Linked DNA regions of Homo sapiens: region 1 is linked to region 2. A link is an interaction called in ENCODE POLR2A ChIA-PET data of the cell type or tissue named here. Cell type or tissue: Caco-2. All regions are shown on one strand. Each heading gives the region's core, and the rest is flanking DNA. Links, peaks and the distances in the headings are about the cores only.

The links. ChIA-PET counts read pairs that join two places held together with the same protein. Peaks named below come from ENCODE experiments on the same cell type or tissue, not always from the same donor. Only the 100,000 strongest peaks of a DNase experiment are listed, where the experiment ranks them.
Region 1: POLR2A ChIA-PET joins it to region 2 with 7 read pairs; 2 of 35 experiments call an interaction of 5 or more read pairs at or near these places.

The regions. Positions count from the first base shown.
Region 1 is chr2:149,373,736-149,379,837 of GRCh38, forward strand. All of the region lies in intron 1 of LYPD6 (LY6/PLAUR domain containing 6), which reads left to right. Among named protein-coding and RNA genes, the nearest start is that of LYPD6, 46 kb to the left of the region's middle. In Caco-2, for the core only: no CTCF peak of the experiment used is centred there; no DNase peak of the experiment used is centred there.
Region 2 is chr2:149,463,698-149,469,799 of GRCh38, forward strand. It overlaps LYPD6 (LY6/PLAUR domain containing 6), which reads left to right. Exons shown (of 5, transcript NM_194317.5): 4 at 4,948-5,078. Among named protein-coding and RNA genes, the nearest start is that of MMADHC-DT, 120 kb to the right of the region's middle. In Caco-2, for the core only: no CTCF peak of the experiment used is centred there; DNase peaks (open chromatin) are centred at 2,444 and 3,154.

The DNA.
Region 1 (6,102 bases), core at 483-5,482, 90 kb before region 2:
GAAACAAAGCTGTATGTGTTTTTCTTGCAGGTTATTTGTTGCTTTAGTCATGTATTCAAAATATCAATCCTTCATGTAACATTTAATTGTATAAGCTTAATTCTATTATGTAATGTAAAGAGATTAATTGGAATCTAGTTTCTTTAGCTATTTTAGTGAAAGACATTGAAGATAGAAAGTTGCTGTGGGAAACTATTTTTGTGGCTTTATATTTACTCAGTTGGATTTTTAAAGAGGTCATTTTATGGTCCATTCCTGCCCCCATGCAGGAATGAACTGCATGATAATTGATTCATATTGCTTTAAAGGGCAAAGTATTGAGGGAACTTCTTGGGAAATTTAGATTTTGTCTAGCTGATCCTGAGGCTAAGTATCCTTGGAGGCTAAATGGCCAGCATCTTTTCTTAAACTTATGGAAATCTCAATAATGGAAAGAAACCAGGGCAGGGAAGGCTCACATCACTTTATTTCAGAAGTCAAGCATATGGTTTTGTTGACTAAAATACATAGACTGAGAAAAAAGAAAAACAAAGGAAAAAAGTCTCAATTATGTTCAGGTCTGGAGTTTAGGAAGTGTTTTGTGAATACGATGCATCTTATGGCTTTGTATTTGATGTCAACTCAATGTTTAGTCGAGGTTGAAAAGTAGAGTAGATGTGTGACTTTCCTACTTCCTGTGACACAGTGACATCTAGCCCTGGATCCTGGTGCTCCATGATATTGGGAATGAAGGCAACAATTTGAGTATTATCTAGATAGAGCCCAGCAAGTAGTAGGTGCCCGAGTGATATTGTGTTGAATAAAGTTACACTGAAGGGAAGTCTGTCCCTGACAATCTCCCTTCTCTTGTTTGCTGAGTCTTAGGCTCTTAAGAGAAATGATCTATATTAATTTTCTCCTTATTCTTGCATTTAGGAGGTTCTCCTGAGAATCGGAAAGTCCAGTCTATAGTAAGTTTCCCTCTGCTGGTGTCAACAGGGAGGGTTAACATCCTGCTTCACAGGAAGGTAGCACATGTTAGGCTTTTACTATACATGGTTAATATTTTCAGGATGAAATTTGATTTTACAGCATAGTCATATTTATGCAATATGATATTATAATACAATTATGAGGAAAAATAGTGGTTTTGTTTTGTTTTGCATGCAAGGAAATGTGCTGGGATGACCAGGAAAGAAAGCAGTGAAGGAAACAACTTCACTCCCACTATTTGTGGAGCTTGTTTGGTTCTGGCAGGAAGTCAGGGTTTCAGAGGAGATGGGATGTTCAGTTTGGTCCAGGTGATCTTCAGTCTTCAAGGATCTAGAGAGACTTGGGGGTTGTCCATGATTCATCAGAAGAGCTGTTTCACAGACCTCAGGGTTTGTTAAGGGTTAGAATCACAGTGCCTTCGTAAATTTTTCTTAGATGGAGGTGAAGGTATGAGTAGATTTATTCTGAAGGTAGACAAACCAGGATTTACCTTGATTTCTTGAGTATTTTTCATCAGCGTAAATGAACCCAATAAGTAAGTGCCCGTGGGTGGCACTGTGATTTTTGATATACAGTTGGTATCAAACTAATTGTAATGGGTCTTGGCGAGATGAAGTCATGGACTGTGGGAGGTAGGTGGGGTGTGAGTGGGGAACACTTGAGTGAGAGGTTTCTTTTCCTCTGAAGGAATGATGATGATGATAATCATGCCTACTGTTTATTGAATGGGCACTGATGTGGTCCTGCCCTCTGTATTGGCATGACGAAAATAAAGCTCAGCAAGTTCTTATGTGTTCTTTGACCCTGAAATCCCAGTGGTCTAAAAATAGATTTAGAAAATACCTTTCCTAAAGAGAATCAGAAAAATGTTTGGGGTTCTCCCAACATTTTCTCTTTGTATATTCTTGTTTCTCTGTTTATTCTACCATGCTTTTTTGTGGGCCCATTGCTATAACTGTTACCATGACATTTGAAATTCCCAAGTGCTATAAAGAGACAGTGTTGTTATTATTGCTGTTTGTTATTTTTTATTATTGCTGTGATTGCAGGGAGGCAAGGAACTGGGTTTGACAGGTGGAAGGGGGAATTCCAACAAGAGTACGTCTGGGATGATGGGAAGCTGAGGACTGGGATACTGAGAGAGTTAGACAGGATGTGACTAACGAGAACAATGCCATCAATATGCAAAGCATACAGAATTGCGAATCTGATTCCAAAAATGCTACCACTGCAAAATTACAATAGCAGCGTTTTCTTAGTGCATAAGCCAAGTGTTATTTTAGCCTGAGAGAAGGCAGCTGAACTGGAGATAGTGAACGCACCTAAACAAATGTGGCCTGGGATGAAGCTGCAAAAACACAAAAGGGCTGCATGCTGGCATGGAAACCGCCTCAGAGCTGAAACAACAGAAGCTGAAGTTGAGCAGTGTCAGCCCGGGATGTGTGGTTTGCCCTGGGTCTGTTTTGGAGGCCTTGGGAAAACAGCCCTACAGATAAATTCTCCAGATTTGCGGTCTAAAACTGGTACAAAAGAAACAGCTCTGTCTAACTTGGCAAGATTGAAGAGCTTTCTGGTGGTTAACTTGCACTGTGCATATCTATTTGTATGCCCTGCATTTCATCTGAATACTATTAAAATAAATGGAATTAGAAGTCCCTCACCCACGCCATTCTGAGCCCAGAACATTTTTTTTTTCCATTGCCTTCTTAACTCTGCTCAGTAGGGGGGTCTTCCTAGTTTGGAAAAACCACTGCTTGGATGTTCTAGAGGAGGGGATAAAGAACAAGGTCAGATAAACCTAATCTCCTAATCTCCCATCTGTAAAATACTACTAATAATAACTACTTCATAGGGTTGTTGTGAGAATTAAATGCAATTAATAATATTGCAATTTAATATAAAATTCATTATCATTAGATGCCATACATGTGTAGAAGATCTAATAAAAATATATTACTGGGTACTCATTGTGTCTTACCCACTGTTTCACTGTCTTTATATACAATTTCTTATCTGGGATAAGCAACTTAATCCAGGGACGCATGTAAAGCTTATAAAGTGTAGAAAGATTTGAAATCCTCAGAACTGCTGGTAAAGCTCACATGTAACCATTGCTACTGTTCCCTAATTTGGAATCTGGCATTTTGTAGGTGCAGTACTGACTAAATTCATTTAATTAAATATGGAGCAATCCAAAGCTCCCATGTTCTTTTCTCCTGGTTTTATATAAACTGTCTACAGTGCAGTCACCAAACCTTTGCATCTCCTTTGTCACTGGGATCAGGAGATAGCATAAAATCAGACTTCTGCTGTATATGGTTATACATATATGAGCCATCTCACTATAGGGCTCCACTGTCTTAACCAGGGTCTGGACTATTGCTGCTAAGAAAACTGATGACCCCTGGTTTAGAACTTTGTCTAACAACAAATGACTTTGAATAGGCAAGTGGTTTTTTGTGGTGAAGTAGATGACTCTTTTCTTTCTTTTTTCCTTTTTTTTTTTTCTTGGAAACATGCGGAGTGATGTTGTCTGTCAGGTCTGCTGGCAGGTTCTGTTGCAAGGAGACTATGCAGGAATCTGCCTGCTTGGCTTAATCACTGGAAAAAAAAAAACACAACTGCCAAGCAAGTCCCAGGTTGAAGTGGGCACCGCACACAGGAGCTGCTTTATCAGACTTAAAGGGATGCTGCGAGAGGCAGGAGCACTTCTCCCAGATGTAGGCTCTAACCTTGAAGGAACAGTGGCTCTCACAGGCCCGGTAATAATGTGAGCATAAAAAAGCAAAGTGGCTGGGTGCGGTGGCTCATACCTGTAATCCCAGTATTTGGGAGGCCAAGGTGGGTGAATCACCTGAGGTCAGGAGTTTGAGACCAGCCTGGGCAACACGGTGAAACCCCGCCTCTACTACAAATACAAAAGTTAGCCCGGTGTGGTGGCACACACCTATAGTTCCAGCTACTCGGGAGGCTGAGACAGGAGAATTGCTTGATTCTGGGAGGCGGAGGTTGCAGTGAGCTGAGATCACACCACTGCACTCCAGCCTGGACGACAGAGCGAGACTTTGTCCCCACCCCCCCCCCCACCCCCCCAAAAAAGCAAGGGAAACTGTTAGGGCACCTCTGATCCTTCCAGTGTCTGTATCTGTGTTTGCTGGCTTTATCATTACTCTTGCCCTGGAGCCTCCTGCAGGCCTCATGTGTATTCATCGCAAATATACCATCTCCAATGTGCCTGGCATGAGGTCAGGCCCTGGGGATCCAGTAATGAGACATAGTTCCTATCTATATATTGTCTCTTCCTTTTTCTATGCACCCCCTAAAGCTGGAGATGCTGTTTTACCTATTCTTCAAAAGACTTTCCTAGCTATGTGTAACTCATAGTAATAATCAAGGGAGTATCTATGATTAATAATATATATATTTTGAGACAGGGTTTCACTCTGTCACCCAGGCTGGAATGTAGTAGCACAATCACAGCTCCTTGCAGCCTCAACCTTCCCTGGCTTAGGTGATCCTCCCACCTCAGCCTCCTGAGTAGCTAGGATTACAGGTGCCTGCCACCACGCCCAGCTAATTTTTGTATTTTTTATAGAGACAGAATTTCGCCATGTTGCCCAGGCTGGTTTCGAACTCCTTGGCTCAAGCTGTCCACCTGCCCTGGCCTCCCAAAGTGCTAGGATTACAGGCATGAGACATTGGGCTTGGCCCGATTAAACTTTTTAAGAGGACTTGTCCCATCATTTCATGTTAATTCTCCTGTTTTTAAGTAGTCAGTTTAGTAGCAATATTTTAACTTATTCTAATACTCATTAATTTATTAACAAATATTTTTGGATGTCTCTTATCTGTAAGGTGCTATGTGGTTCATGTTTTTGATGAGTGATTATTTTCGTTTGTACAGATCGTTTAAATGAGAGTTTGCAGAAGATGAAAGGGGAGTCTTGCATTCAGCAATTTGCCCTGTATTTAATGAGCCAGCCACCTTGTGTCTTCCCCTCCTATGACATAGCCCTTCAGCTCACCCTACAATTGCCACATGAAAACTTCTCTCATGAAACCCACAGGGTCAGTATCTCTCAAATACTCTTTTTCCTCCACTTCTGGGGCATGATCTTGCAATGTACTCCTTACTGCCCCATCCTGGAAACTTGTGCCTATATCCTTGTTTTCTATACAGTGTTTAGCCAAGGTCCTTGACCGGAATATAGATCACAAAAAGTACTGGTTGTCAAATGTCAAAGTAACTGACATTTAACAGAGAGATTATATTTGAGGATGCCAAGAATTAGCAAACATTTTTTTCTGATCATCTCAGGCTATTTGAAGAAGTTATGAATTCACCGAATTGACTGAAACCTGCCCTCTGAATAATTCTTCAGCACTATATAAACCAAAGTTTGTGTTGGTTCAAGCAGGCAGGAGGGCTGTGCATCTGTGGTATGGGAGCCCCCTCAACTAGAGGCTAGAAAAAAACAGCATTTATGCTGCAGCTGGTTTTGGTATCAGATGAGCAGCTTTAAATTGGGAGTTAGGAGAACTGGAAGACTTGAGTCCAAGAGGAAGGTAGTTGAAGCAGAGATGGCTCAGAAACCACTAGGATCTGTGCATCAACACCTGCCTCAGGTCTTTATGGACATAACTGCTAAACCTTTGGAAGCCTGAGGTTTACAAACCACTTACCTTAAATGTTTACGCTTAAATTTTAAGAAAAAAATTTTAAAAGTTTACCAAAGGATGCTCAATTCCTGGAATAGAATAGACCTTCATTTTACAATTGATATTTGGAAAAAATTCTGGGTTAGTTCCTATTAGATTCAATGAAAATCAGCAGTGGAAGAATTTATTCTCATGATCGTGATTGAACTTACCTTGGGTGGGTGCTTCAGTTCTGTGTCTTTGTGTCAGGAAAGGCTGTGGGCTGGAAAGAGCCCTGAGCTCAGCTGTGTCTCATGTCAGCCATGCTCCTTCAGAACCACAGAATAAGGCAAGGACTAGACATCTGAAATCATTCACAGCTAATAGCTGTAATTCCATCATTTAGTTCATTAATTCAACAAATGTTTATCAAGCATCACCTACTAAGTGCCAGGCATCTTCCTAAGTGCTAGTTTACAGCAGTGAACAAAC
Region 2 (6,102 bases), core at 766-5,765:
AGCAATAAAAGTTAACAAACTCTTAAAAATTAACAAACCCAGTGAATGAGACTGAGTGAAAATGCCCAGTTCCAAAATACTACATGTTGTGTGACTCATTTATATAACATTCTCAAAATGACAAAATTATAGAAATGCAGTACCATTTAGTGGTTGCCAAGGGTTAGGGAAGGGGTGGGGGCAGGAGGGAAGAGGATGTGACTATAAAAGGTCAACATGAGGGATCCTTATGGCTGTGGAGAAGTTCTGTATCTTGATTGGGTTAATGTCAATATCACAGTTGTGATATTATACCATAGTTTTGCAGTTGTTACCATTTGGGGAAACTAGGTAAAAGGTGTAGAGGATCTCCTATTATTAATATTCCTTACAAATGCATGGGAATCTACAGTTATCTCAAAATAATAGGTTAAATTAAAAAAAAAAAAAACAGTTTAAACACAAAAAAATCAATTGTTTTGATCAGGAACCATGATCTAGAAGAAAAGCCAGATATCCCAAATGAGAAAGTTAAGAAGGACTAAGACAACATGGAGAAGAGAGAAGATTAGCATTGACCTGGTTGGGAGGAAGATCAGGAAGATTTCACAGAATTTATCACATTTGGATTGAGCCTTGAAGAATATCAGGTGTCCAGGAGTAGAAGATAGGAAAAAATATGCAGACCATGCTAAGGATGCACATTTTTCATCGTGCATGGTCAAAAGTTGTGGTACTATGTCTCAAGGTATATACGAGGCAATGAGGAGACAGTTTGGAGCCTCCATCAAGGAGAACCGTGAGTAATGAGGGCTGAGTTTCAGATGCCAAGCTCTGAGTTAGAAATTAAATTAACTGATGATTCTATCAGGGAAGCGCAGTTACTCCAATGCACTTGACACACAGCTTCGGGAGCAGAGAGAGCAATGGCCTATTCCCAAGCCACTCAGGCAGGCCAAATAAGCCTAGTAATTCAGCAGTCAGGATTCCTTGACAATTAGGTGGCATTCATGCTTTTGTGCGTGGCGGGTTGCATGTCAGAGACAAAACAAGAAACAATGAGGTCCGGAATTGAGGAAATGGAAAATGGAATAGAAAAGACCAGATGGATAATGGAGACATTTCAGAAGACTTGGAGACTCCCAGATTAGGGAGAAAAGTCTGAGCTGATTCCAGATTTCTAGTTCAAGTTACTGGAGAAGCTGGAGGTACAATATCCCAGGAGGTCCCTTCCTGAGATAGACACATGTGAAGATAAAAAGATGCAAGGGGGAGGGAGATAATGCGTTGGGTTGAGACACATTAGGTGTGAGGTAATGCTGGAAGTGTCCAGAAAATAGTTGGTAATTTGGTTCTACAGTTCAGGAAAAAGACTCAGACTGAACACATGGCATGAGAAGTTTGATGAGGCCACTTGAGTGAGAAGAGGTTCAAGGACAGAACATGGGAGAATATCGACTTTCATATTAGGGAAAGTGTTGAAAGTGGAGAGAACAGAGATTAGGAGAACATCTGGAAGACAGAACTCTGAAGTCTAGGATGGAGAGTCCCACAGATGAGATTATCCATAGTAGAGTCCCAGAGTCACAAAGAGATCCTACAGGGTCAGACATGGGAAAAGGGCATGGAATTTGATGCGTAGGGCACAGTTGTTGCAGGGGAGTAGTGTGGCAGAAGTGAAGAGCTATGTGAACAGTAAGGAATGGGGGCAGGGAGAGAGCAGGCAGCTGCGACTGGCCTTTCATTTTTCAGTATAATTCGTAATATTACTATTAAAGTATTTTCCTCCCATTAATTTTCTTGCACCTGGAAAATTATTCTCTAGCATCATTTTTATCAACCTGTATGTTTGTGAAGAAACTAAAACAAGCAGAACCATGAAGAATAATTGAGTGGCAAGAAAGCCTTTTATAAGAAAGTTGGACATTTGTAATGTCTCAATTCAAATCATCTTATGTATGTTTTGTTTAAATATAGTTTCTGTTATTAAAAACAATATTGGTGGGTAAATGAAAGTTTGCAATTTAGCTTTGGGTTACTTTTAACTTTCAGAACGAGATTATGAACTCTGTGTGCATGCGTGCACATGGGTGTGAATTTCATAAAAATTATATTTTCCAATTGTTGATGAAGTTCTCTTTCCCATTTCTGATTTTAGTTGAATGCCTGTTAATCTAATAGTAAAAGACTTTTGTTTCACAACCTCTGGGAATACCATGTAGTTGCAGAATATGAGATTTTAGAGACAGAAACTAACCTGGTGGAAATTCAAATTCATCTTTTATCTTTTAGATAAAAGCCTTTGAAATCCTTTTAGTGTGAAGTTATCAGCAGGCTTGATTCTCATATTACCTCATTACTAACCCAAGGAGTTTTCAAAATGCATAGAGAACAATGCTCTGTGGCTGAAACTAGGTTTTTATCACTACTCCAGTCCAGTGATAAGCCAAATGTGGCCCACCTAGTTCTACTTGGGAAATTCTGCCTGCTCACCCCGATAAACCTTTGGAGATCATGAGATCACAACACATATAGAAGGTTCTCATAAGTTGTGCACTGAAGAAACCTGTTCGAGTTTATTTGAGCATTTTCAAAACTTCTTAAACCACAGAACCTTTTTCCACATTAACATTTCATAACTCACCTAGGGTTTTTGTAAGATAAGAAGTGGAATAAATGCTTTTGAAGGATTGATGCTTCAGCACTGAGGTCTGTACTGCTGGAAGTGATGGCAGTGTTCTCCATATATTTTTGTTTCATGGATTGGACTGGGTGAAGTACAAGAAAAAATTCTTACTGCACTGATCTCCCTTCTACCCCCAGAATGGCAAAAAATCAGCTTATTAGGTACTAAGGTTTTGCATGTGTTCCTGAAAAATTATTTTTATCAGTTGTTGCGTCTACTGTCATTCAATGGAATACGCTCTCCATTATGTATAAGATATTTTGTTAAAGATAGAAAAGTATGAACAAAGAAGTAGTCATATCAAGTTCACCAATTGTTATTTTAAGGCTTACTTAAAACAGGATAATTCACTACTTGGGGGAAAAGGCTGATTTCCAAAACTGCAGCTATGTAGTGATTTACTCATTCCATAAGCCTATGATCTTATCTGCTCGGATTTACATTTGGAGCAGTAAAACCTCTGGCAGCTGCTCTTAGCTGTCTGCATGAAGAGGAGACAGGAGATAAGAACATTCCTGATTTTATTGCTTTCTAGAACATTTGAAGTTGGGGTGGGGGTGGGAAAGATGAACCTATTGTGACCATAAACGTCCATCGAGTCTGATACCAAAGAAGTAAACCAGTCCTCTTAGAAGATGTGGTAAATCTCCCAGGCCACTGGCCTCCATTTGTCAAAACCTGTTAAGGCTTAAAAAAGAGGAGAGCTGCTGCCTCTTCTTCAACAGAAAAGCAATCACTCCAATGTTAAGATAGTTTAGGGCTTTGGGATAATTATTGCCAGGTAGAAAACTTTCAACTATTCTTATTGTGAGCTCCCCAGATGACCTTACCCTACTCCCAAAGAGCTCCATAGGACCCTGGGCAACCTTGGAGCAAGCTTCAGCCCAATCCAACTAACAATTCCAGCCGGGATGCAGTGTGGGACAGCATTTAGGGGAGGGTGTTGCCACAGACTCTGCCCAGGCACACCTGCCAATAGCATCACCACTGGGAAAGTGGCAGCTCTTAGTACGACTTAATTGGAGACCATTTGGGATTCCTGTCAGGTGAGGGTCTCTAGGAAGACTGTTAAAACCCCTGAGTTTTGATGACTTCCAGGATGTGTTGAAGGGTCTGTATTAGCTCATTCTCAAGACCTAAAATTTTCTTACGCTTTCTTCTTTGGACATTAGTTCTTCAGTTAAAAGCTGCCAAAATCATGACAGAATCTGGTGGGGGAGAGGGGAGGAATTTGTATTGCCTAATAAATAATCTCATAGAAGGTCATAATTCCATATTAGCCACTAAATATCTGAAATGTATAAAGCATGCAAAGTTGGATCCAAGATGTGGATGAAAAACAGCTCGGTGACATTTCTTAAGAATTATTCATTTTCTTTTTTAATGTGAAAGTAGAGCAAGAACATTCTCCTAAATCCCAGACTTAGAGAGCTGAACATTGCCTGGAGGCCATAAAGAATTACATTGACAAAGCCATTTTTCTTTAGTTTTTAAATTACACATTAAAAGTTCCCCCAAAGAATTTTGGAAGAGATCTCAAGCTTTCAGATTCATTAGACATAGAGGGACCTCTGGAAACTCCCATCATGGTCTTCATCTGTTGTCCTAGGAAGACACTGAAATCATGCTAGGGAGAAACGAAGCTCCTCAATTTTGGAAAAATGTTCATTATTGTTTCAGTCTTCGTCTGTAATGCACCCTGGACCCAGCTATGCTCATTGGCACAAAGTTTTAAATTGTTCTGCTCTTGTGAATAGCTGCTTCCCCCCAACACACACACACACACACACACACACACACACACACACACACACACACACACACACCAGCCACTGCTGTAGTGTTTTATCTCCTTGAGGACTACTGTTACCTGCCTAACTCATTTTAACCCTGAGTTCTTTGAACCTCTTTGTCCTTTCATCTTCCTTAAAATTGCTATGACTTATACCTCTTAAATCATCCCCGCAAAACCACTCATCCCCTAAAAATAAAAATCAGTCCAGTGGCAAAATTTGTTGAAAGGCAAGGAGAAACCATTGTGTCTTGGTTTATGGGAATAATGCTGGGCAGAGAAATCAATATTCTTTGAAGGTTGTCCTCCTACCATGGCAAAGTGGAGCTCTCCAAAGAGGTCTTTGGGGTTGGACATAAACTCAAAGCAGTGCACATCTTATGTGCTATTAGCTCTTTTCTGGAATGATAATGCTGACACTCCTGTTATTTTCCTTTTAGGCAGGTTTGGTCAACATTTCCCATCTCAAATATATTTTCTCTGTTGACAGAGACCAGATACTGCTACACTCAGCACACAATGGAAGTCACAGGAAACAGTATCTCAGTCACCAAACGCTGTGTCCCACTGGAAGAGTGCTTATCCACTGGCTGCAGAGACTCCGAGCATGAAGGCCACAAGGTCTGGGCAACAGAGCAAGTGACCAGTACTACATAGCCAGCTGCCTTCTCTTCAGACATCTGCCAGTACTCATGAGCAGATTCTTACTCCCCCGTGAAGGCTGTCTTTTGATTGTCTTTATGCTCTATGAAAAGACGCTTCCTTTCCTGTTTACTCTAAAAGAATACACATTTATACCAGAGCATAGGACAACTGATATAAATTGTGTAAACACACATGAAGAGGGTGTTCAGTGTTATTGTAATAACTTTCTTCACTCAGAGGAAAGTAATAAAGCTACCAGAAAAAAGAGGAGCAAGAGACCAGTTATGTCCATCACAGTGAAGCTTTGCAGATGTACCCAGTTCATTCATCACAGGAGGACCGACGCAATTCAGCTTTGATAACTTTCTGTAAAGTAGGGCTCATGTTGTGACTGGGATGTTAGTTTGGGGAGGGTCTCCATTGGCTCTTGAGTCATTTGATAGGTGATGGAGACCCATCTTGTGTGTTCGCTTAAGCTTCACCTGGTACCTGTAGAAGCCTGTATACGGAAACACATGGTGCCTATGTACAGAAGCACTCAGTGTAAAATGAGCTTGGGAGGCAGCCTTGAAGGGGCATATGGACAATCACAGAAAGGCAGCCTTGCCCTCTATACGTGTGTCTATACATGTCTATATGCTGTCTATACGTGTGACCTTAACATAGCATACTTTGGCCTTTATTTAGCAGCTGAACACTTCTGCAGGTGGCCTTCCTGGTGGTTTGGGCAATGTCCATTCTCAATACCTGGGAACAGCACTGTTTCTTAAGAAGGCAGACACCTAATTTTCAAGCAACCTCTTGAATACACTAATAATTAAAATTTTAAATATAATCTGCCTATTCTGCTCCTGGTTCAAAATGAGTAAAACCAAAGGCTTTCCCTGACCTCTCCAGCAAATTGGACTTGATTCTGAGGAGTTACTGTGGCCTCTTTACCAAGGAGAAAGTTAAGGATTAGAGAAATTGGGTCATATGCTCGGTCACACAGCTGGTAAGT